Regions from separate parts of the Homo sapiens genome. Here region 2 is linked to region 1. The links are chromatin loops, found by intact Hi-C in ENCODE. Cell type or tissue: heart right ventricle. All regions are shown on one strand. Each heading gives the region's core, and the rest is flanking DNA. Links, peaks and the distances in the headings are about the cores only. Region 1 overlaps TEX41 (testis expressed 41). Region 2 overlaps TEX41 (testis expressed 41).

Evidence for each region. Peaks named below come from ENCODE experiments on the same cell type or tissue, not always from the same donor. Only the 100,000 strongest peaks of a DNase experiment are listed, where the experiment ranks them.
Region 2: it touches region 1 in a loop (2.0-fold over the local background); 3 of 110 quality-filtered maps call a loop at or near these places.

The regions. Positions count from the first base shown.
Region 1 is chr2:144,868,589-144,879,384 of GRCh38, forward strand. All of the region lies in intron 2 of TEX41 (testis expressed 41), which reads left to right. It overlaps LINC01966 (long intergenic non-protein coding RNA 1966), which reads right to left. Exons shown (of 3, transcript XR_923412.3): 3 at 9,276-9,525. Among named protein-coding and RNA genes, the nearest start is that of LINC01966, 7.9 kb to the right of the region's middle. In heart right ventricle, for the core only: no CTCF peak of the experiment used is centred there; a DNase peak (open chromatin) is centred at 6,353; H3K27ac peaks cover 2,101 bases.
Region 2 is chr2:144,994,896-145,005,691 of GRCh38, forward strand. The region is part of intron 3 of TEX41 (testis expressed 41); the gene reads left to right. Among named protein-coding and RNA genes, the nearest start is that of LINC01966, 120 kb to the left of the region's middle. In heart right ventricle, for the core only: no CTCF peak of the experiment used is centred there; a DNase peak (open chromatin) is centred at 4,347; H3K4me3 peaks cover 74 bases; H3K27ac peaks cover 4,995 bases.

The sequences.
Region 1 (10,796 bases), core at 1,539-9,538:
CTCCACTCACTCCCTCTCTTCCACATGGCTGCAGCTCAATAGTGGACTAGTCCAGGGATAAGAACTTGTAGTAAGAAATCCCCATCTGGAGATTTGGATTTGGAGCCTCGGGTGGCTGGACCACTATGGCATACGATTCCTCCATTGTCATAAAGGTAGACCATATGGTCTAGGAAGCAGAGGACAGCTCAGAAACAGAGAAGAACTGAACATATGTGCAAAGAAGAGAGGAGAGATGGGACAGAGAAGACAGACCTCATCTTTATAAGTTCTTGATTGCATCTTTTCCCTGAGACCTGGCCACATCCCTAGCCCTAGACTTCATGAGACAGCCCAGTATCTTTAAAATAAATTTTCTTTCTGCACAATGTCACTAAGTTTATATTTCTAGTAGTTGATTATAATGATTTAACTAATTTGCCTTTGTGTAACTTAATGAAGTGGTTAGGAAATGATCATACCTTTCCTTTTCAATCTATCCAGTATGCATATCCCATACTTCTGTGACTGTTTTCTTAGTATAGTCACTCAAAAGCTCTGAGAAATCTGGTTACCACTGCTCAGTGTGCCTGGTCTCTTGATGTCTTATAGGAGACTTAGACTTTGTGACCAATGTCCAGAAGCAGATGAGCATCTAACTGGCATGTACCATGAGCTGACAGCATTATTTCAGTGTTAAAGGGAGTGAGCAATAGATGTATCGTGTATATAAATGTCATCCTCTTTATTCTAAGAGAGATAGCAGTTGGGGTAATTAGTGATATCTTCACTACTGGCACATACCATGGAAGTTTTACCTTAGGGAGTTGGAGACGTTATTTAGGCCCAGAAGAGCTATGGAAGTACCTGAAGACAGAAGTGAGGAAAGAAAGCCAGTGAAGTAATATGGGCTCTGGTAAGGAAGGTGACATATGATACAGGTGTAGCAAAAGGTCAAAATCACAGGAGTGAGTGGTTGAGCAGAAGCTGATAAGTGTGTGCTTGAGAGGAGAAGACCTTGGACTAAGGCAAAGACATTTATCAAGTGTTTTCCTAGCACTGTGATATGTACAGGATAAGAAGTGTGTTTTTATTTCCTGTTATAAGTAAACAACTGTGAACATTTGTCATTTTAACTATTTATTTGTTCAGGGTGTTTTATGAGTACCTGCTGTATACTGGGCCCTGTCTTAACACTATTGTAGAAACACACACAATCCTAACTCCTGTGAGGCTCAGTCTAGTAGGTGATAAATAACGAGTAGAAGTACTGGAGGAAACAAATATTTGATCACACATTATGATGACTGCTGTGAGCACGTGTCTTGAGTCCCCCACATCATAATGCCATCCACTGTTTCCTTTTGGAGTCAAGTATTTTCAGTTCAGAGATGAGATTAAATACTTTGTAAAGAACACCCGGTATCAGTTCACAAAGTTCAAAAGATAACTTCTAAAATAATGTGCATCACTTTTCCTAATAAGTAAACCCAGTAAGACTTCATATATTCACTTGCTTCTGAGTGATTCAGGTTGAAGGGGACAAGAGATACCCTCTGGGTGCAGGAGTGAGCTGGTCTGGCCAATATAAAGAGGATCAGGGACTTGACTCCTGCCTTCTAGAAGTTCAGGCATCTCAGCAATGTCAGAAAGAGGAGAGGGTATTGTGCCTGTCAGGACTGGCCATTTTAAGAAACCCGTATTAGAATGTGATGTCATAAGTTATGTCAAGTCTTATGGCTTAATTTTCCCAGTGGGGATTAATGGGAATGGAGAGACGAATTATTCTGAAGTTAGGGGTTTCAGGTGGGAGGCAAGGACAAAGTGTGTCACTTCCACCGTTGCCCCAGTCCCGACCCTCACCTTTGGCACCAGCACAGTCCTGCAATTACCATCCTAGATTCACCAGGATGGACTTCACATCCTGCAAGATGCTTTCTCAGAAAATTTTTTCTGTAAAGGGCCAGATAATAAATGTTTTAGTTTTTTCAAGCTGTATAATCTTTGTGCCAATGACTCAACTTTGTTATTGGGATACAAAAAAAGTCAAAGATAATATGTAAATAAATGGGTGTGGCTGTCTCCAATAAAACTTTATTTATGGTTACTAAAATTTGAATTTCAAATAATTTTTATGTTTCACAGAATGTTAGTCTTCTTTTGTTTTTTTGCAACCATTTTAAAACATAAAAAACTGTTCTTGGTTCACAAGCCATATAAAAATAGTCAGTGGGCCAGATTTGGCTAGTGGGCCATAGTCTGCTGATCTCTGCCCTAAGCAGTCAATACACATGGTTGTCTGGTTGACTGGCTAGATAATTGTGAGAAATTAGTTGCTATTTAGGCTGAACACATGATGAGGGTATGCATGTGATAAAATAAAAGCCTGTGTAATGACATTCAATTTCCAATATAGAAATAATTATAAAGGACAGAAAAAGTACTTCTAAGGTAGTAATTAATAGGCAAAGCCAAAATGACGCAGAACTACATAATTAATATCAAACTAAAAGATTTCTGAATAAATTCATAGTGCATGTAGACTCACACAATATAAACCATAGCAGTCTGTCCTCACCAAATGGCAGGGACTTTGGTGGCCTGTTAGCTGCTTCTGTGATATCTTGCTCTCCATCCTGATTGATCTGGCTTTGGGAAACAAGGAGCTTCTATTCCCATGTCTGGTTCTCACTCTCTGCTCCCCCACCCAGGCTCATATCCAATTATTTAATTATTTGAGCACATTGGCTGCTATGCTTTCATGTGACTCTTTAGGCAGATGGGATGTCTTTTGCAAATAATTGTATTGTGCTCTGGCATTTTTCATGTTACTATTTTAGGGTTGAAAGAAATTTTTAGCTTGTGATGAGAAAGCATCTTGCAGGACGTGAAGTCATCCTGGTGAATCTAGGATGGTAATTGCAGGACTGTGCTGGTGCCAAAGGTGAGCATCGGGACTGGGGCAATGGTGGAAGTGACACACTTTGTCCTTGCCTCCCACCTGAAACCCCTAATTTCAGAACAAATCATCTCTCCATTCCCATTAATCTCCACTGAGAAAATTAAGCCATAAGACTTGACTTTACTTATGACATCACATTCTAATACGGGTTTCTTAAAATGGCCAGTCCTGACAGGCACAATACCCTCTCCTCTTTCTGACATTGCTGAGATGCCTGAACTTCTAGAAGGCAAGAGTCAAGTCCCTGATCCTCTTCATATTGGCCAGACCAGCTCACTCCTGCACCCAGAGGGTATCTCTTGTCCCCTTCAACCTGAATCACTCAGAAGCAAGTGAATATATGAAGTCTTATTGGGTTTACTTATTAGGAAAAGTGATGCACATTATTTTAGAAGTTATCTTTTGAACTTTGTGAACTGATACCGGGTGTTCTTTACAAAGTATTTAATCTCATCTCTGAACTGAAAATACGTGACTCCAAAAGGAAACAGTGGATGGCATTATGATGTGGGGGACTCAAGACACGTGCTCACAGCAGTCATCATAATGTGTGATCAAATATTTGTTTCCTCCAGTTCTTCTACTTGTTATTTATCACCTACTAGACTGAGCCTCACAGGAGTTAGGATTGTGTGTGTTTCTACAATAGTGTAAGACAGGGCCCAGTATACAGCAGGTACTCATAAAACACCCTGAACAAATAAATAGTCAAAATGACAAATGTTCATAGTTGTTTACTTATAACAGGAAATAAAAACACACTTCTTATCCTGTACATAGCACAGTGCTAGGAAAACACTCGATAAATGTCTCTGCCTTAGTCCACGGTCTTCTCCTCTCAAGCACACACTTATCAGCTTCTGCTCAACTACTCACTCCTGTGATTTTGACCTTTTGCTACACCTGTATCATATGTCACCTTCCTTAACCGGAGCCCATATTACTTCACTGGCTTTCTTTCCTCACTTCTGTCTTCAGGTACTTCCATAGCTCTTCTGGGCCTAAATAATGTCTCCAGTTCCCTAAGGTAATGCTCAGAACGATATGCTTATATCTGGGGATAGAGAGAAAAATGGCAGAAGCCTTGCCACTCAGCAACTCACAGATTAGTACTCTGAATGGCATGATCTCAAAGTGCTACGGGATCCAAAACCCAAATTGGAAGGATCATGGAAAACTCTCAGGATCAAAGGACATATCTGAAAGATGCACAATTCATTGATACCCATTTGGAAGTGCATTTGTTTGTTTCCCAGAAAAAAAAATCTTTTAAACTTCCCCAACTGTATCTTTGGTCATATCTTGGTAGAGTTTTAATATAGTCTTGGATTATTAGTTGAAAGATTGAACATAAAGATTTTTTTTGTTCTCACTGAGCTACTATTTAAACGTTTTATTATTGATGCTTGTGGAAAATGGCAGCAATGGAAAAGCTTGTTCTGATGCCATTCAATCAGTGTCGGGTGGTTCATTTTGAATCAAAATTGAATCAAACCAATAATGATACTAATGAGGGGGATATCAATAGTTCAGATCACATAATTCCTAGTGGTGTTAATACTTTATTTGGGTAGCCAACATGAAAAGGTTTTCAAAACATCTGCAGCTCCCTTTCTGTTTGAATCTTCTATATAGAGCAGTGGTTAGAAAAGTGACCTTTAGAGTCACACAGACCTAGATTCTAGTTCTTACTTGTTCATCACTTGCTGTCTGACCATTGTACATTACTCCCTAACAAAAAATGTCTTCATCTCTGAAGAGGAAAGAATACATTTTCTTCTGTTTTGTAGGATTGTTGGGATACAAGCGTACAAGGTGGTTAGCTTAGTGCCTGGCATACAGTAACATTGAGTATGTATTAGCCATAGTTATTAATAAAAATAGCCAACATTAAAAAAAGACAAAGATGTAAATGAAATATAAAGAATACTTATGTATCCTAATGTCCAGTCCCCCAACAGGAACTTTCTGCATAAAGTCCACTAATCTGCAGTTTCCCTCAAATCTGGCTGCTTATAGAAACCAACTAGACATTTAAAAAAAAACACAGATTCTCTACCTTTATTCTGATCTTTTGAATACGAAACCTTGGCAGTGGCTCTGGGAATTTTCATTAAAAAAAACCCACCAACAACAAAGAAATACCTCCCCAGGTGTGGAAATCACTAAAGTCCTTAGAAATGAGACGATGGTGAAATCTCTCAAAGCATATATAAAACATTTGTCCTTCAGAACATAACACTATTTTGGAAAATGTGGGAAATATATAATATGAACAGAATAAATAAAGGTATTCATGGTAAGGCAACACTTCAGAAAATAGTCTTGTGGTGCCTCTATGTAATTTATGTAAGGCAAGCCTCTCAGTACATAGTCTATATTATCTTTCTTCTGATTAAAACCAGAATTAACCTTTCAACATATTATAATAGGGTTTTGTTTTAGTCAAAATTGTAATTTCTTTTTATGCTTTTCTCAAGTGTTCTATTTTTCCCTCATCAAAGCATCCGCTTTTATTTTACTTTAGACATAAGTCCCAATGTTTCATAGACATGAGCTAAGAACAGTCTTATTGAGAAGAGAGAAACATTGAGAATAATAGGAGTTGTTACACACACAGTAACAAATGAAATACATCTTTTGTAAATAACTCCCACCAGAAATCTTATATTTCCAGGCATCTATGCATATACCTTCATATAACAACTTTTGCGTTCGTAAAACATTCATGGAAGGCAGCTCTGCAGTTTTATAGAAAAACAACGTGCCAGGGATGCAAGAATCTTGCCAGTTCTGTGAAAAATGACACCAATTAAAGCTTAAATTGCTTGTTTTCTCATAAGGTACATATTTTCATAACTTTGAAATCAAATAATTGCTGCTTTTATATTAAATACAATAAAACAAAAAGGATGCTAGTTTAGAGGAACTGCTACAAGCATTTTAATATAATTTTCCCACCATTTAAAGTCACAAAATATGGAAAACAAGTCAAGTATGCAAAGTTCCAAGGAGATAGAGAAACTCCTTCAGATTATTACATCATTTGTCTTTTGTGTCAGGAAATGTGTATATGATTTCATTGTTTGATTAAATGCCAAAAAAAGGCACATTGCTCTTATCTAACTGATTACAGATTTTATTCATATGAAAAAGTATTTGTTAATGCTTTACCATTAGAAGATGTTTTTATTTTTTTTTCTTTCTTAAGTTCTAAACATGCATTTCCAAAAAAAATAATCTTCTAACTTCCCAGGCTTTATTTCTTTATTTTGCGTTAACAGTACATGATACTCAAATTTCCCGTAGTGAAATCCAGTCCCTAATGATTTCATATCTGCAAACTGAACAAACAGTTCCTTTCTGACTGGGTAGAGTGAGTGTGTCTGCATGTATGTGTGTGTGTGTGTGTGTGTGTGTGTGTGTGTGTGCAAGCTCTGAAATATGTCAATTTTAAAAAACATTAGAGAAAATAGTTTTAACATATTGAGGTACCTAAAAATAAAAGGTTTTTGATATGTGTGTCTGGGGCATTACTCTGGGGCATAGTCAGAGAGACAAATACGATTTAAAATCTAAATCAAGTGTTGTAATATGTTTTAATACTTTTATATAGTAATTTTTAAATATACATATGTAAAGCTGCCATTGAGCAGATGAATTATAATTTTCTTAGGCAACATAAAATACTGATTACTAAACTTGTGATATTTAGTAAAAATATGTAAAAGTGTAAAACTGTTGTCACATTGATGGCTTTTATTTGAATCTGCGGGTGCCTGAGTGACAGCTATGGTTTTGGAGAGAGAGATACCATGTGCTTTTCATGGTATAAACTAGCTGTCTGCATTAATAATAAGCTTGTGCTGAAGCCAATTTGAGGCTACATCGAGGGATTTCAAGGTCATTTGCCAATGGCCTGGCCTCCATTAACTTCTTCAGTAAAAGTCCCAATGATCCTTATTTTGGCCTTGAGTGTGGGTTATCAAAATCATCCCTCTTAATATTTCCACATAAATAGCTTGTTTCCTTAAATAGTCATTATGTTCAGTGGGGACAGTTTCTGAAAGCTTCTCAGTTCAATAGAAAAATGCATTTGGAAAAATCTGTTATATTAAAGTATATCTGTATTTGGAGAAAGAAGACTTTAAGAATGCTTTGTGTATTTAATTAGAAGACATTAAGGACAGCTAAATGTTCCCCTTGTCATGGAGAGCATGAAGTGATATAAAACAGTGAGATTTCCAAAATACTGGGACTGTCAGTTTGCTAAAAGACAGGAAAGTGGGGCAAGTAATTATGTAACATTTACATACATATGTTTTTTTTAAAAAAGTATTTCGATTGCTTAACATGTTAAGTACTGAATTTTGATATTAACCCCTTGAGCTTCTTCCTTTACCATGCTCTTTTGGGAGTCTCTGCACCCCTCCAAAAAAGTTGTCATTTACATTAGAATGTGTAGACAATGAAGCACTTTAACAAAGAGGTCTTGGAAGAGATTAGTAAGAAAGACTAAAGAGAAATCGAGTTCTTATTTATTGTGTTATTTAAACCTGAGTTACATTACACCATCTTCCATTTAAGAGGCAGCCTGCTAATGCAAGCAAGGGTGTCTCCTGCAACGAGACAAAGATTAATGCCATGTGTACTGATGATGCTCTACCACAATTCAGAATTCTGTGGCGCCATGACGCCCCTGTTTTATATGGTGGTTTGCCAAGAGAAAATTACTTAAACCAATTGTGAATGCATTCCTTTTTTACTTTTTATACAACCACATTTATGTAAGTAAATAGTAGAATGAATATTTTTGAAATGATCCATCATTTTGAATTCACCTAGTTTGTATAAAATGCAATGTACAGTTTTTTTTTTCTCTTGAAAGAAAGACTTTCACATGGGAATGTTCAATTATTCCCCCTATGAAAAAGATTTCTCATAGACAACCAACCACAACTGGAATAGATTCTTTTAAACATATTGTAATGTGAGAATTTTCTTCAGCTGGAGGGTGTTTTATTCTTTAAATTGAAAGCCGTTGTTCCTCAGAACTGGTATGACATGGTAATGCATGATGTGCTAGTCACTCTTTATATGCAGAAATTGATATGCTTAGAATACATATTAAATATTGAAATGTTATGTGATATTTGAAACTCCTTCAGTGTTTCAGGTTTGTGGACTCTGTAACTGGAGTTACCTGTTGCACATAAATGTGGGGATTGCAAAGTGTGTACAGCACTGCACATTGAGAACCATATCTGTTTCTTCTAGATTCAGCCTAACCTGTTGGTTAAAGATGATGAATTTAACAACTAATAATTTTGGGGCAGTAATATATATATCATAAAATCATCACTTCTCACATTCAACAATTAGCCCAATTTATTCATGAACAGCACCAAAAGACAGTGAATGTTGAAAGTAAAGCTTATTTCATTTCTCCTTGGAGAGTAGTTTCTTCCAAAACAGACCTGAGATCATTTATAGGAGGTTTTGGTGAAACAATTTTCTGGATTCGTTCATTATATTTTTCCAAAGGGGGATTTAGTTTTATCATCCAATGGAAATGTGTATACATGTGCAAACATGCACGCACATTCCTAAAGTAAGCACGTTGCTGGTTGTGATTTCTGGTGAAAGTGTTAAATTAATATGTCAACATTTGAAGGAGGATTTAATTTCTGGTGCTTTTTATCTCTGACCCAAGCAACACTTTGTTTCACTTTTTTCTGTTTCTTTTGAATGATTTGCTTTTTACACTTACTGCTCTGTTTTCTTATCTGTAGAATAAATACTAGTATCTAATTTATAGGGTTGTTTGTAGAATCAAATAAGACTTTTGTATAAAGGACCTAGTGCAGTGCTTAACATAGTAAGTCCTCCATGAAGTTGTTTTCACTCATTTTATTCTTCTTCATCACTCACCCCTTGTTCTAGATATATAAATGATGAATGATGACTTCATATTGGGTCTGAGCCATATGGATTATGCTGTTCCTCTCATGGGTCATGGCCAAACTACCTGATATTCGAGGTCCTTTGTACTTACCATTTTGCCCTAGAGAGAAACTAACAACTAATTCATTAACCCATTAAACAGATATTTAAAGGGTGCTATGTGTACTCATGATTCTAGGTCCTGGAGACAGTGGTGTGCATAGAGACATAGCTCAGGATTTTTGCCCTTCCATTTCTTAGTTTTCAATTAGTTTTTTGTTGATTTTCCAAAACTTCAAGCATATTTCAAATAAGAAATGAGTAAGAAAAAGGTTACATTTCACTACCCTGTGGTTTTCAGTTTCTAAAGACTTCATTCCAAAATTAGAAACAAAGATTAAAAAGACATTTAGTTACTGATACACAGTGACCCCAAATGAAGCTACCTATTCTGTTCACGGGACATAATTTTAAAGTTTTCAAGAGTATAATTATTTAGGAAGAAACCTGAATACTTCCTGAGCACTAGGTTATCATATGGTCTACCCGGTGTCAGAGGCATCCAAATGTATGGCGAGTTACTGTGATTCTCCGACAGCCTCTGCATCCTGAAAGACTCAACGCTGAATCAGCGAATAGTACTGCAAAGGAAATGAGAAAGAGAGCAGTACTAAATATTTGTTTCGTGGCCCTTCTGTATCTGCCCTCCATCTTTTAAAATTCCGCTCTGTGCCTTGGGAAGTGACAAGTGTGAATGGTGTCAACAAACTCCTTGGCTTCACAGCTTCTGATTGAATTTACCAGCAGAGTATATCAAAGACCAGAGAGTGAGACTAAGGTATTTATTCCTGTATCCACTGCGTGATTCCAGATGGCTGAGCATTGATTGTGTTCTTCTACTGCACACATCTCTGGTGTCTACAAATATGCCTGGGACATAGTAGGCTCTCAATAATTATATGTATCCACTTGTCAATCACTCCCTACTTCTTCCTTCTCTTTATCCACACAAATGTATGCCCTCATTCATACCTTCTTCACCACGCATATACATCTTTCAGATGATTGATAACCCCTTTTTAATATCTATTTTTTTACAGGCTGCATGGGGTGCTTTTTAATTGGATGACATATAGAAACAATTGTTGGCATGGGGCTTTGGGCACACTGTCTGATTGCCCTATTACCTAGGCCCTTCAGGTTCCCTTGAAATATTCCTTGACTAAGGCAATGCATCAATAAATTATGTCACTAACATGAAGTGCTTCATTCCCAAGGAGGGAACTGGGCATTGGGGAGAAATGGTCTCAATCACTGATTTATTCAGCCTATTTTTATTTCTTTAAATAAAAAGTGGTACATCAATAGAAAGTTTAGGGCTAATGATAGAACACTTAATATTAAGTGAAAGAAAAACCAAGGAGATGTGGATGAGATTTGAAATGCTTTGAAGTCCGGATGAGGCGGGATTTGGTCTTTTGCCTTCTACCTAGAATACATAATTAAGATGACTTTGGCTCCAGCGGGACACATGGGGACTGTGGATGGATTGAGCATTTTAAGGATTTAGAACATGTCTACAGTTGTCTCTGCCTTAATTACATCAGGGGAAAGCTTTTATTTTAACTTTGGCCAAGGAAACCCTAGTCTTGAAACTGTTTTCATTTGACGAAATGTTTATTCTCACAGGAAAGAGGCAGGGCTGTGCACAGTTGACGAGCCAACACTGATGTGGTTATAAATGAGGGGAGGGAGAGATCCAAGGAATGGGCATGGAAAAGTTGCCAAAATTATCATGACATTGGGTTCATAGATCTAACCCATGACCTTCTTGCAAATCTTGGGAAATTTGTGTTTACAAAATGCATGGCACCATCATGAAACTTCTAAAGACATTCTTCAAACAGTCATG
Region 2 (10,796 bases), core at 1,295-9,294, 130 kb after region 1:
AATAAAGATCAATACGCTGGAAATGTATGAGCTTATATGTTTAGGTGATAAATCCCTAAGTGCCATAAAGAAGTTACTTTTGTGTGGCTACATTTTCAGAAAATTAAGTTGCATCCTTCAAAGTATTCATACAACATCCATGGTTTAAACTGTAAATCTTCTTGGATGGAATAAGCCTTAGGAATAAAGATTTTCAAAATGCATGTAGACATGTATATTTTCTCTTACATACCTGCAACTAATTCTTTCCCTTATTCTTTTCTTTTCTTTTTTTTTTTTTTTTGGAGACAGAGTCTTGCTCTGTCACCCAGGCTGGAGTGCAGTGGTGCGATCTCGGCTCACTGCAACCTCCGCCTCCCAGGTTCACGCCATCCTCCTGCCTCAGCCTCCCGAGTAGCTGGGACTACAGGCGCACACTGCCACGCCTGGCTAATTTTTTGTATTTTTAGTAGAGACGGGGTTTCACTGTGTTAGCCCGGATGGTCTTGATCTCCTGACCTTGTGATCTGCCCACCTCACCCTCCCAAAGTGCTGGGATTACAGGCATGAGCCACCACACCCGGCCTTTTCCCCTTATTCTTTAAACAATAAAAACAAAACCACAAAATGCAAGTCAGTAATTAATATTGGTAGTGATCTAGATAATGAGAGTTTTTTAGTATAGTTACAAACGAAATATTTGAGTATGCTCTGTAGATGCTTCGTTGGTTTATAGCTTGTTGTTTCACATAATTGTGAAATAGTGAAACATTTATCATTGTGTTAAAGTTAGAGCTATTTGGCTATTTAAGAAATTTTAGAAAATGATGAAATAACTGTCTCATTCCAACTTGAGAAGCAGTTACTCAATGAGAATATGATACTGAAACCAATGAAAGTTAATGTGTGAGTGGTGAGATAACAAAAAAAAAGAAAAAGAAAAAACACAAGCCGAACAACAACAAAATATTATCCAATAATGTTTTAGCTACCAATATAGATTTTTCTATTGATATGAGTAGAGGGTGGGCATTTAAAGTCACTTTCACTTTCAGATCAATCCTATTTTGGTTTATTTCCAAATCCAAATAAAAACAATAAGGTTCACCTATTGGCCAGTGATTTATTAAAGAATCTGACGATGTATCTAGAACAACTTAGAAGGCTGTTTTATAGGGAGTTATTCTAAAGAAATTATTTGGAAGTTGTCCGTCTTGAATTTACAGCCAAAATTTTTATTCCCTTTGTGATCTAAGTGGAATAGATCCATCTTCTGCTCCAATTACTGGTCAATATGTCAGTCAGATCAAATGCCACTAATAAGATGCTAAAAAGTGCTTTTGAGGAACATAGGGATTTCTTTAATAAGGCGTGAAGTATTTTTTAATCCGTTTCTTCCTTGTTAAAAGCCTATGATTCTCACAGATTGTTCTGTCATGATGTGGTTTTGATCCTTTATGAGAAGGAAAAACACATGGTGGAATTCTGAAATATAAAGTTAAAAATTGAGTCCAGGTAGCCTCCTCAATAGCAGCCCTACTTGAAATCTTGCGTAATAACACGATCCCTTCTGGAAGTACTGTGACGAGCAAAATGGGGAAGATTTTTAAGGAAGCCTGTGAAAATATGTGGAAAACTCTTTTCTTTATGAATTAAATTTTCAGTACTTGCTTTTGACTTATAAAGAATTAGGTTTCTCATATTCTGAATAAAGTCCACAAACTCCAGAATACCAAACCAATGAGTAATCATGGGAACTCTATAAAAAAACAAAGATAATGTTGCCCTGGAGAAGAAACTGCCTTTTTTAAAAAAATTTATTTAATGTGAAATATCATTGCTTCAGGGCATAAAAGCAAAATGACCAATCTCTGAATATTTCCAGTTCCCTCATTTATCTCATTATTTATCAGTCTTTCTTCCCATCTGAGCACAGCAATTAAAATAAATTTAATTCCATCATAGCTAAATGGAATAGGTACAACAGTGAGAAACATCCTAAGAGCAATAGCAAGGGATAGAGATAGGTAGTGGGTGGTGACAAGATCATAGCCATCTGCCCGCTGCATGGAAAATGAATTGGAGAAGGGTTGGGGTGGGGGGGTGAAACTAGAACAGATAATGTACTATCACGGGCCTCTACATGTGGCACAGTGGTGGCTTGGATTAGGGTGGTAGAATTGGTGATAGAATTGAAATTGAAAAATACTTCATGAGTAAAGGTGTAAGGCATTATGTTGGGTTGGATATAGGGCCGGAAGTCATGAGCATTGCTTTATATTCTTCAGTAGATGGGAGATAATACTGGAAGCAGGTCAGGTTGGAGTGAAGAAGATATAGGGATAATAATAACAAGCTGGTTTGGGACATTTGGAGCATACTAAATCTTTTTCTCCTTTCTGTTCCATATTCCATCCACATTGTCATGTCCCCATAAAAGGTAAATAAAGAACCACCGAGGGTGTGACCCATATCACTCTATTTAATCTCAGACTGGCAGAAATATTAAAATTATATTTCCTTTATGTGTGTATGTGTCTATAACACACAGATAGACACACCTAGCTATGTACATCCCTATTCTGTCTGTGTAGCATCATGATGAAAACAAAACAAAACAAAATTCCGTATTTCTCAACATCCCATCACTGTTATGTTAAAGCATTGAAAAATTTCATCGTGGTGCTTTTCTCAATTAATATTTATAGAGTTGATTTTATGACTCTCTCAACAAAGTGACCAAAATATTAGTTATATTTACAATAGTTATAAATAAGTGCTTAGATCCAAAATCACACAGGAAAAGTCTTTGTCTTATTTTGTGTCATATTCTCCTTCCTCCTTGTCATTAAATAAAAATCTCAATAACTGTCATTTAACTAATGGTTTATATAGGGAGCCTTCTTCTTAGAATTGCCAATAGTCAAATAGATCTTGATAGCACTTAATTTTGAGTATTTGGGTGCAAGAAGTTCCACAAATGGCTTTTCTACTCATATTTTTAAGGGTTTCCTTCTCTCTTCCAGAGACTGTTTCTTCTGCGTGAACTGTAAAAGGACCTCTTATGCTTTATCTTCAAGCCCAGCAATGAATGTAAGGTTCAGAAAATTTGACAGATATCCCCCTCCACGACTTATCTTTTAAATGAAAAATAAATTTAAGAGCAATACCAAATGATTTTGACCAAGTTTGGAAAAAAATGTACTTGTTTAGATCTGTCTTTGCTGGCAAAATGATGGAAATTTGTGGTAAATATTTGAATACCATTAAGAAAACCTAATTTGAAGATTCAGGCTCTCATTGTCTACTATATGATGTGCCTGCTCCTTGGCAGAGCATTTAAAGTGTTCCATAGCATACCACCAGGCTACTCTTCTATCTTTATCCTTGTCCATGAGACAAATGAAACTGCTTGTCATTCTCTACTTTTCCTAATTATGTTCTCTAGACCTGAAATCTTTTGCTGTCTTACCAGATCACTTTCTTTCTCACCTTTCGTTCAAAACTCTCGTATTCAACACTCTCCAAATTTTGATGACTTTTCTTTCAAGGCCTGTCTCAAATGCTATTTCCACCATAACAGTGTTTTGCTATTTTTCTTAAGGCATTTTTCATAATTTGCTACTTTAACTTTGTAAAACTCATGCTTATTCCTGTATTTGTTACTCTGCTTATTGTAGTGACTTGCACATGTCATGCAATCAGTAAATATTTTTTGAATTAAGTTGAATCACCCCTGCTGACAACTCCTATTTACGTAAGACATTGGGAAATTATTCAAATCACAGAATCATCTTGTTTGCATCGACAAAGGTAGTCTACCGGGCTCTCTCCATTATATTGCCTCATTAGGCCTCATTCACCAAACATGAGTTGAACACCTACTAATTGCAGCATGCTGTGTTGCTCTGTCCTGTAAACAGGACCACGTATAATTACATAATCATACATCAGGAAAAATATATAATTATGTGCATCTCACATATTCAAAATAACTTTCTAAAATAAAATAATTAGACTAACTTGATATCAATTAAATCTTGTCCAAATAAAGACTGAATATTCAGCTTTGTTCAATCTCTTGTGAATGCTGATAAAGAGAGTCAATCTTTCCACTTGAGAAAAACAATTATCACATATCTAACCCAGGCACTCATTTATTCAATAATTTTCTCTACCAAAATTCATACGTAAAGAAAAATGTGTTTCATCTCAGCACCTTGGTTGGTTTTCAAAGACGCTTATTAGGATTTGGTTTCACAGTCTCTGATTTTAGATAGGTCTCTTAGGATTGGTTATAAGAGCTGAAGCCTCGGAGGCAGCAAACAATTGTGGAAAATCTGTGAAGTAATGTTGTCCTTGCAACATTTTCCGGCCTACTTTTCAGGACCCATGGGATTCAGATAAGCACTAAGTGTGTGTCCAAAAAAAACCACTGAGGTTTTTAAGCCACTGTCCATCCTTAGTATAACTTTTTCATGAAAAATTAACTTAATAGAATACACTCTTTTTCCATGATTAAAAAACTTAAGAGATCAGGGACTACCTGGGCATGTGTGATCTGACAATTCACTGTTTTAATTTAAAATGTCCAGGCAGTATTGCATTCATAAAATGACCGCACTGATATGTAAGCCAAAAAGCATAAGAAGTGCATTATGGGTAAGAAGTTTATTTTTGTTATTCTTTTGAAATCTTCAGCTGGTATTAAAAACAGATCTTTTGAGCTAGAACAACAGTCGTACAGGTAGACTTCCTACTTTTGGAAAAGATCTGGTCTTTAGCTTATGGGAACCGAGCCGAAGCAGATGTGAAAAGTTCAACTAAAGGAAGAACAGATTAAATGCACTTTTGTGGTTGAAAAACCAAAACAGATGTTATTATTAAACCACAGAAACCTGGGTGCATTTAAGTAACACTAGGTGTCTGAATTTTACATTTGTATTTAAAATAATTAAGGCATTTTAAAGCCACAGAGGCTATTGTGTGCTATCAAACTCTTAATGTTCAAATCAAAAAGTTTGCATATTAAAAAACTCTCAGAAATATTGAGTGTCTGCCATTGTGTTTGTCATCATCTGAAAATGAGAAAGAAAGCATCTGACAATTAAAAACAAAACCTTTTGGTGATGTTTACATTATTTTTCAAAAGCATTTTGAAACCATTCATTTGTGTACTTTTGTTTTTTACATCTTTAGATAGCAAGCAACCCTGAAATGTCTAGATTACTGTTTTTACAATGTAAATCTTAGAGAGATTAAGTCACAGAACAGAATTAAGATGTTGCCAATATATGAATTCACAGGCCGTTGTTCCACTAACTGGAATACTTCCCTACTCATGACAGCCTCTACCATGGGATACAAAATGGTGTGGGAAAGCAAATACAAATCAAAATTGTCCCACACATTCATGCCTACACTTTGATATTTAATTTTGAATTTCTCCATAAATTTTGTTCTAATATGCCCTCTCTCTACTTCAATCCAAAGAGGTTAAAAGTCCAAATCAAAAGCTGTTGTCCTGTGAAAAATCCTGTACTAGAGAAAAGCCAACAGAGAGAGAGGGGGGGTGGAAAAAGGAAAGGTAATAGTGATTCATTTCATAGTTAGATGCCCTCAATCATTAATCTAGATATGTTCTACACACTGGGCCAAAAGGGATGCATTTAGATAAAATGGACCTTAAGGATGTAATCTTTTACCTCTATTTGGAAAAATAAGTGTTGCATAATGTGGGATGATTTATGAAAGAGCTGGGAGGATGCCAAGCTTCTATATTATGTAGTCTTTGAGTATTGGAAGTGGAAGAATTTTTATTAATTATCCATTCCCATTGGAAGAATTCTCTTTTCCACTCTGGATCTCAAATTAGGAAGGAAATGAGGGTGACTTATAAATTGTTTTGGATTTTTTTTTTTTTCAAATCACACATGCTTTTTATCTCTACATGCTCTTTTAGAAAGTTCTCTGAGATGATCCTGACTCCCACCCCTGGTTCTCGCATTCTGCCACCCCCTCCTTGAGAATCCCAGCTTTTTAACATTCAAGGTGGGACTGACTACTTCTTCAGCTGATCACTCTAAGCTATTAATGATATGGCCAGACTGCTACAACCCCCATAATTTATACAAGACTTTGTATCATCATTTTGGTTACATGTTGAACTCATAATATTTTAGATAAAATTTTGTTAATTAAATGTGCTCTCATAATTTCATGTTTCTTTTACATTTTAAAAATGTGACTACTAGAAAATTTAAAATGACTTATTTGGCTTACATTTGTGGCTTGTATTATATTTCTGTTGGACACCTCTGCTGTATCTGGTAAAGAAAAGGATAGTGAGAGAAATATGTGACTTCTAGGGGAAAATGATATAATGCATCACTTTACTCTGAGCCACACTCCACCATTGGTGGCAACAGTTTTTAATATGTGTGGAAAGCATTTAAAAACAAGTTAGGTAGTTAGCAATTCTTGGAAGAAATAATGGACAAGATCCCAGAGCAAGCATCTTTCAGTTGATCGGGCTAATCGTGATGGAGAGGAGAGATGGCAGTTCAGCAGGGATGCTGTGAGGGGAAGCCCCTGCCGGGCATCAGCACTGTGTGTAGGGACTAGTTACCTATGGATGGAGTAAGCTGCACCCCCCAAGGAAGGTGCATTCTAGTTAAGACTTAGATGTGGATAATCCAGTGTATGGAGTTCTTTTGAGAAACTGTAAAAGGGAGAAACAAGAATACAGGGGAGAGGTGAAACTTTCTAACAATTAGAAATCATTTATTAATGTTTAAATTTCATAAATATCCATTTAACCTCTTTTGAGGTCTATTTAAGCCTTTTTCTAGTCTGGGGAGGGAACAAGAGGGAAAATAAAAACTTCTCTCTATATCCATGATGTTTGCATTTAAAGAAAATAGAAAGATGGTAACAAGCAGACAAATTATGTCAGGTTTTTTTTTGTTTGTTTGTTTTGTTTTTGTAAAGAAAATAGAACAAAAAGATAAAGAGTGAGGGCATGTTGATTTGGAAAAGGTGGTTAGGAACCCCTTTTTGAGGCAGTGACCGTTAAGCACAGACCTGATGGAAGTGATAGAACAAATCAAGCAGATAACTGTGGAAGATATTCCTGGCAGGAGAGCAGCCACTCAAAGCCCCTGAAGCAGGAAACTGCCCTGAGTGTGTTTGAGGAATAACAAGGGACCAGTGATGCTATAGAGCAGTGAGTGACTGAGAGAGTGCCAGGAGGTGAGACTGCAGAGAGAATTGGGAATCTGACTTATCCTTGGAGAGATCGGGTCTCCAAGGATAAGCGATGGCCAGCCTCTGTAGGGCTTTGAGCATAGTACTGATATTATCTGGCTATGTTTGAAAGGATCCCTCTGACATTTAAGTGGAAACACAGATTCTAGGGAAGCAAGGGGGAAGAAGCACTGGTGAGGAAGCTGTTTGAATAGGCTCGGTGAAAGCTGGTCATAGTTTAGAGGGCTAGGAGTGGAGGTGGTTAGAAGTGGTTAAATTTAAAATAAAGGCGTTTCCGACTTACCATTGTTTGACTTACAATTTGCAAACTTTACGATGGTATAAAAGTGATACACATTCAGTAGAAACAGTATTTTTGAATTTTGATCTTCTCCCAGGCTAGAGAATGCAGTACTACACTCTCTTGCAAACCCACAGTTCCCAGTAAGCCATGTGATCACCAGGGGAAACAACTGATACTCTATAATGTGGAGATGCTCCTCAACTTACAATGGGGTTACATCCCAATAAACCCATCCTAAGTTGAAAATATCATAAGTTGAAAATGCATTTGATAAACCTAACCTACCGAGCATCACAGCTTAGCCTAGCCTACCTTAAATGTGCTCAGAACACTTATATTAGCCTATAGTTGGGCAAAACCATCAGGCAACACAGTGCACTCTAGAGTATCTGTTATTTACCCTAGTGGCCACATGGCTAGGAGCTGTGGCTCCCTGTTGCTGCCCAGCATCATGACAGAGTATTGCACTGAATTTTGCTAGTCTTGAAAAAGGTCAAAATTCAAAATTTAAAGTTCAGTTTCTGTTGAATGCCTATTGCTTTTGTACCACCATAATGTTGAAAAACCATTATAAGTCATGTACCATCTCTACTGCCAGATGATTTTTCCCAACTATAGGCTAATGTAAGTGTTCTGAGCACTTTTAAGGTAGGTTAGGCTAAGCTATGATAGTTTAGGTATACTAGGTACATTGTTGACTTACAATATTTTCAACTTAAGATGGATATCAAGACATAACCCCACTGTAAGTCAAGGAGCATCTGTATTTCATGAATTTGAGCCAAAGGCTTTTCTTGATGGGTTGCATTTATAGACGAGGGAATGAAAATAATCAAGAATAAACCCCAAATTTGGGCCTCTATAGCTATAAAAATGGAATCACCATTTATAAAGACAGAGAAATATGTAATAGATAGTAATAAACCAAAGATGCATATTGTAAATCACAGGATATTTGCTAAAGGGATAGCTAAAGAATGAATAGCTAAGAAGTTAATAAAGGAGAATACCAAACGATGAAAAATATTTGATTAATCAAAAAGAAAAAGCAAAAATGAGAAAAAGTCTAAAACAGGTGGATTAAATACAATAGAAAACAATATGGTACAGACTTAAATCCAAATATATGCAATTCCTTTAAATGGACAAAATATTCCATTTTAAAAATCTAAGCTGACAGAATGACTTCAAAATATAAATTGAGAAGGAAACTGTGGAGTAGGAACAGGTATAGATGAATGAAAACGAGTGTTCAGTTTGGAATGTATCAAGTGGAGAGGATTCCTTGACTGTGGAATATTGAATTCTGGAGTTCAAGAGAGAGGTCAAGGTTAAAAATGTCAATTTGAATCCCCAGAATTTTTGAACAGTTAAGAGTCAGCCTCTCGAATTTGTGTTTAGATAAACAGTGACTAGGTGACAAGTTAAATAACTATTTGGAAGACATGTTTCAAAACATTACTATTACTCGTATTAGCAAACTTGTCCAATTTCTTTCATTTTAAGATTCTATAAACGATCAAACAAGTATTTCACTGAGAGAGAATTCAGACCAGTTGGTGACTCCAGTTGTTGCCAAATTTGTAGTCTACCATTATAAGATGAGTCCATGATCCTTCCCGGTGAACTATCTCATTTCTTCAGAATAAAAATTTCTTTATTTTGTTTCATCTAAATCATATGAAACAACTCTAAAGCCTATTAGCCTTCAGCTCCTTTCAAGGGGCTCCAAATTGCCCTCAGACTCATTCATTTACTTTACTAAATGCCACTGAGACAGTCACTGATAAATTTTATTTTGTTAAGATTTTACTTTTGTTAAAAATATTTTAAGAGTTTTAAATATATATTATATATAAATATATAGTGTGTGTTTGTGTGTGAATAAACAAGGGGATTCAAATTTTTTAATCCCTGCCTTTTGTTTCTTCCTGATCACTATCTTTCTAAATGTATCATTAAAAGTAAAATGCGAAAATATTTTTCTACTGTGAAGTTGTTTTTGATTAGCATATGGATTATTATTATTATTCTAACATAGAGTTCTCACCACTATAGCTCTTGCTTTTTAATTCATATCCAACAGGTAGTCTTTTTTAAAAAACTTATTTAGGTATTTGCCCCTCTGAATGAACTAATATTTCAGACATAATTCTGCAACTTTTTACTTGACTCTATTAAATGTCATCTTCATTTGCAGCCACAATTCTAGATTCTCGAGATGTTTGTATATTAACTCTATATTCTGAAGCAATAGCTCTCTTTTAAGCTTTATGTTATGAAAAATAAATATGCTTCCTTCTGCATCTCTTAATCCAAGCCATTTACAAAAACTCTGTGCAGAAATGAGAGAACGGAAGCCCACATCATACCATATCAAGTATGCTTCTTCTCTAGTACACATTGATCAAATGTCTCTAGGTGCATTTCATTGGAGACACATTTATCTTACATGAATCACATCATGTATTCTCTGCAAATAGGAGCTGGAGAATTGAGAGAGGTAGAGAATAGGAGAGGACACTGTAAATAATAGAGGCTATTCTTCCCTACATTCTATTCAATTGATGCTTACCTTGTGATTTGGTTCTCATGAAATTACTATTTTTATATCGTTCTTAGTTTGATCATTTTGTCAAGCTGAGTGTGATTTTAGTTAAAATTTTTTTTGATATGCAATATAGCTCATAAACATGAGCCAAACTTCTTCATATAATGCTCAATCATAGAAAAAATGATTAGTTTCATAGCTGGAGGAAAAACTGCCTGTATTGTTCTTATTGGGACACATTAAAAACAATTTCAAGGGCAATTTTGACTGCACATTACTACTATGCTACAAATAAGATATGAAACCTTTAAGATATGACTCGTCTTAACTGTCCCATAATTTAACCTACAATCTCTATCTTATCAATAAAGATAGGATGTGTAATTTCTGATGGGAATCAAGAAGTATTATTTTGCTTTTTCTTAATCTCCCAAACTAGAAACATTCCTTTAAAATGAAGTTAGTGAAATGTTACTTGTTATCTGTAGTAACAGATAGCCTATCCTTTTCTATTTCTATGTGATCACAAATTTTATTTTGTAACCCATCTATCTTTTAATATATTCTAGAATTCCCTTAACATTGTGTAGATTTTCCCATGTTCAGATATTCTGGCTTGAATTCAGGGGGCAATAATAGATACTCCTTAAGTGTGGTTTTAGTTCTTATCCTGCAAAGTGCTTAGCACCAGTCTTTCCAATTTCTGCTCCTGCAGCT